Linked DNA regions of Homo sapiens: region 2 is linked to region 1. Evidence: chromatin loops called from intact Hi-C (ENCODE). Cell type or tissue: Calu3. All regions are shown on one strand.

Region 1 (2,500 bases):
CTGTGTTGCCGTCACTTACTGGGAGGTGTTCGGGTGGGACCTTGGGGCGTGGCCCCTTGCTCTTTTGTTGCCACTCTTGATTTTTAAAAGCATCGTCTTGTTCAGTTAGTACACCTGAAATCTGCTTTTATACAAACGAGTTAAAGCTCAGCCTTAGCCGTGGTCCAGTGGGGCCTGGGGAGGGCCTCTGCACAAGATGCACGGGGCAGACCCCACAGCACCTGGCAGGCCAGCACCCGGGGCCCAGCGGCCTAGTTTGGCCACAGCAGGGAACATGCTGCCTCCACCCCTTCCCCGGCTGGACCACAGAGACCTAGATAGTAACTAAGCAGAGACTCATGTCCTTGCTGTCTTTCATGGCGTGATTAAAGGGCCCTGCCCCACCGGGCGCTGAGAGCTCTGAGAGGAACGTCTGCTCCTGGCTTCTCTGGGAAGTGGGGCCCAAGTGAGGCTGAGCTGTGTGCAACATGCAGGACATACAGGCTCAGAGTGGTGGGGACAAAGCAAGGACAAAGCCTCACGACAACGGAGCAGGTTACAGAGCTGGCTGTGACTTCAGATGAGTCACGTGAGGCTGGCATGGCTGTGCTCCCTTGGGCATGCAGTCTCCCAAGAAGCAGCAAGAAGAATCCACCCTTCAGAACAGCCTGCAAGGGGGAGCACCCTCCCTGCCTGCTCCTCTGTCCAGAAAGCTGCCTCCCCACCCTTCAGCAGTTCCAGGAGGGGCGACTCCTCCAGGCCTGAACTGAAGGGACTGGGAGTATGGAGCACTGAGCAAGAAGAAGGGAGGGGGGCTGAGAGGAGGGGGCAGTGCACATGTCTGTGCTCTCAGAAATGGTGGAAAGTGACAGCCCTGGCCCCTAGATGTCCAGAATTTAAGAAAGATTCTTGGAATTCACACACACAAGCACAGAAACGCACACCCAACACCCCTTAGCCCCTGCTGGTCATGAGACTTATTATTGGATACCTGGGAGTCTGCATGTGTCAGATCCCAGTGGTGACAAACCCGCTGGGCCCCCTTCCCATCACTCACTGTCCCCAGGACAGAGGCATCACCAGGCCTTTGTCCCTCTGCTGGGGCAGCTGGGTTGGTGGGGAATAGAGGGGCAAGGGAGAGACCTGGGGCTTCTTTTCTCCAGCGTCACTCTGGGGGGATGAACATACTATGCATTTCTCCTCCTGCGATAATCAGGCCCCCAGGCCTGCCCCTGCACTGCAGCTCCCACCTGGTGCCTGGCTGCCTCAAGCCAGCAAGATGCCTCAGCCTCTGGAGGTGAAGAGGAAAGCTAGCTGTGCCCCCTCGTGGAGAGCTGCTGGTTTATTCCTTAGTGATGGGTCCTGAGCATTGGCCTGATTATTTTATAACAGACTGATATCTTTCTGGAGCCCCTGAAAACACAATTTGCTGCCATGAAGCATGTTGTTTCCTTGCTAAAACAGTAAGTTGTTTTCCCCAGCAATTCTAACAGGCAGAAAACCCCATCTCAGCACATCAGCATCCCTTCCCTACCCCAGGAAGGTAAGAGAGGGCTGCAGGAAGAGGAAGGAAGTGCTAGAAAGCGGCTCTTCCCCGGGGAGCAGCGGTCAGTCAGTCTGCATCCTCCTGGGAGCCTGGTTCCTGCAGTTCCCACGGCCGCGCTGGGTAAAGCTGGCAGGGAAGACAGACCTCTACCGGGGCAGGGCCCTGCAACTTCTTTCTCCTGTGTTAAACTGTTCTCAATGACAGAGGCTGCCACGATGGTGACACTGAAGAGCACTGGCAAACGCACTAGCTGAGTAACAGACACTGTAACCAGCTGGCTGCAGCATTCGGAGTGGGCAGGTGCTGCCTGACTGCAGGGGCAGAGGGCCACCTGTCTTCTCTATACCCTCCTGGCATTTCAGAGCCCTGGCCGGAGCCTGCCTTCCTGGCCATGGTTGTGAGCAGGGAGGCCTGGGTGTACACATGTCCATGTGTGGATCAGCAGAGGGGTAGAATGGGGCCTGTGTTTTTTTACCCCATCCCACCCGATGGCCTACACTGGAAAGTCATGTAGGAATGAGGAAGGTGAAGAGGGTTCTTGCAGCTGACACCAGGCTGCCCAGCTTAGGTTGGGCCTGACCTCAGGACTGAGCCCAGCCCCCAGGGTAGCTCCAGTGCTCACCGTCGTACCCCATGATGCCCTACTGTGTTCACAGGGGAATGAGGCAGCTCCCCACACACAGAGGGCTCCCAGGACAGGTCCTGCCAAGGGTGTGACTGATGACCTGCTCCCCGAGTCCAAAGTCCTGGCTGAGGTCCAGGCAGCTGTGTCAGGGAGGGTCACATGGCACAGGCCAGGAAGCCCCTGCCCATGGGGCTAGCATTTACCATCCACGAATACGCTCCCTTTCAGGGTGCCTGATAGTGGTGAGGGTCAGATCGGGCATGATGGAAGTCATGGCCAGGGCAGGAGGTAAAGAGGATGCATGGTCTCCTGGCCTCGGAGAGTTTGCAAAGTGCCCCTCGGATCTGTCA
Region 2 (2,500 bases), 57 kb before region 1:
ATTATTTTCTTCCTTTTGTGGATTTTGGCTGGAGAATATGGTCTAAGTGTTCTTGGGATTTGACATAAGTTCAAGTTAAAGAAGAGGTTTCACGGCTTCTTGAAGAGAGAGGCATTTCCCACTCCAGGTGTGATGTACCTGTCAGGATCCACTGCTGGGTCTCCCGATGCGTGTTTGGGACCCTGGGTTCACAGAGGGCCGCTGAGGTCCCCACTGCTGCGGGCTGCCTGGTCATCTTCAAATGATGCTGGAATCTCCACTCACGTACTTACCTCCATTCCTAAAATAGTATCGTGTTTTTCCTCTTTATTGTTTGTGCTATTGGGGAGGAGCCTATTATCAGAGGAAATGGATGCACATCGGACACCCTGGTCTGGCTTTATCAGGTTCGCATGCCCTTTCTTATCACCGCCTTTCCCTGCCCTTCCCCTGCCCCTCTCCACCCCTTTCCCTCCCTCCTTCTCCTTTTCTCCTCCCTTTTACTCCGTCCTCTCTCCTTCCCTGCTCCTTCTCCTTCCTTCCTGCATTTCCTCCCCCCTCCTTCCCTCCTGCCTCTCCTTCCCTCCTCCCTGTCTTTTCCGCCCTCTTCCCTCCCTCCGTTTCTCTCCTTCCCTCCTCCCTCCTCCCTTCCTCTCCACCTCCCACTCCCTCCCTACTCCTCCCTCCCTCTTTCCCATCTTCCCTCCTCTGCTCCCCCAGCCCTTAGCTTCAGAGATCTGAGGTCCTGTTCCTTAGCACCTGGGAAAGCTGGCCCCACAGACCCTCAGGTTCTCTCCACTCACCGACTGGTCCCCTTTCCTGCCAGTGCCTCTCTTGGTTCCCACCCTTCTCCATGGGCAGCCAATTTGCTGTGTTTGACATCTTTTAGTTTGTATGTTTTCTTGAAGAATCGGCCTGACTGTTACGGGTACGGGAGTCACCGTGCTCAAGAGGACCCTCTGTGTGGCCGCGTGCTCGTCCAGGGCGGGGCCTGCCCCACTGCGGAGCCCAGCCTTGAAGCTGCCATCTTTCCACGCTCACACCGAGGGCATTCAGGTTGCCTCCCAGTAATGCTTGGTCCAAGGAGTCCCAGACCGAACAGGAAACTTTAATGCTGATTATACCACATTCATCTTTTTAAAACTTGGTTCTCACTTGCCTCTGATTTGTGCTGTTGACATGTTGTTTAAAAAGCCTTGCCTCGCTCCTTGGCCATGGTTATATTCCCTTATATGAGGTTAAATTTGTAGCTTCACCTGTAGGTGACGGCCATGCCTGGTGTGGCTGGCTGTTGAGGTGCAGGGCGCCGCCGTCCAGCAGAGGCCAGTCCAGGAGCAGAGTCCAGAGGCAGCCTGCAGCCCCTGTCCAGAGGCCCTGAGGGGTCCGGGCCAGGGAGGTGGCCTGGCTGCAAGCCCAGCAGAGCAGGCACGTGGGCAGGACCTGGCCGCAGTCTCACGGGGCGGGCCCCTCCTTCTTCCCCGACGCTCCCCGCTCCCTCCCCACACAGGTGTGCGGGGCTGAGCCCCCGGTGAGTGTAGTGTTTCCAGCCTATGTGCCGGAGTCACCTAGGAACAAGCTCCTGAACTTGCAGCAGAATGTAGCTGCGGACGTTTTGAACACACCGGGGAACAAGCTCATGGATTCACAGCGGAATGTCGCTGCGGACGTTTTGAACACACTGTGGAACAAGCTCCTGAATTCACAGCGGAATATAGCTGCGGACATTTTGAACACACCGTGCAATGTTCTCTTTCTTCATTCATCCTTTTGCCAATTTCCTTAACAAATATTGAATTTCCACCATGACTCAGGCACTCCAGAGTGAACCAGGCCAGACCCTGTGCCCAGGTGCCTGTGCCAGAAATAATTGGGCTCTCCTGGGCCTCTAGGTCAGTTTAAAGTTAAGGGTCCGTGCATCATTGCTGTTAGAAAATTCCTGGAAAAAGTATTTGCATGTCTTTGGGGAAGAGAACCAGAGGAAAGGAATGGGTTTTCTCCCTGGACAGTGAGTGCCCTTCCCTGCGAGTGACCAGGACCAATGTGATGTGGCTGGGGCAGTGGGGCTGGAAGAGGAGTGGCAGCTGTGTTTGTCACAGGCCTGGCTGAGGAATTCTCTGTGGCTCTGAGCCCTCGCTCCTGCTCCTCAGGGGCTCCTGGCCCCTCTCCTGCTCAAAGCTTGCTCCCCCAGAGGGTCCAGGCAGCGAGACCTGGGTGTGGGCCGGCCTTCCCTGCCCTGCCAATGATGGCTGGGTGGTGGCAGAACCCCCTAAGGCCCAAGGAGTTCTGCTCAGTGCAAGACTCATCATCTGGCCACACTGCAGGTCCGCAGGGGACAAGGCTCCAGGCACAGGAAGACCCAGCTCCCATGGCCTGGCCCCCGAAGGCTCGACCCCGGGGACAGACTCTGGGAAACTCTCTCAGCTGGAGGCTTTCCGTGCAGCTGGAGTTTAAACAGCCCAAGGCTCCGGGCTGTCATCTCCGCCCAGGATTAGCTGCTGCTGGAGACTTCCTCTCGTGGGCC

Evidence for each region. Peaks named below come from ENCODE experiments on the same cell type or tissue, not always from the same donor. Only the 100,000 strongest peaks of a DNase experiment are listed, where the experiment ranks them.
Region 2: it touches region 1 in a loop (8-fold over the local background); 3 of 110 quality-filtered maps call a loop at or near these places.

What each region holds. Positions count from the first base shown.
Region 1 is chr7:63,019-65,518 of GRCh38, reverse strand. No RefSeq gene overlaps it. Among named protein-coding and RNA genes, the nearest start is that of FAM157D, 29 kb to the right of the region's middle. In Calu3, a CTCF peak has its summit at 1,288 (motif pointing left); a DNase peak (open chromatin) is centred at 1,278.
Region 2 is chr7:119,666-122,165 of GRCh38, reverse strand. No RefSeq gene overlaps it. Among named protein-coding and RNA genes, the nearest start is that of LINC03015, 29 kb to the left of the region's middle. RefSeq lists a silencer at 2,113-2,331. In Calu3, no CTCF peak of the experiment used is centred here; a DNase peak (open chromatin) is centred at 1,335.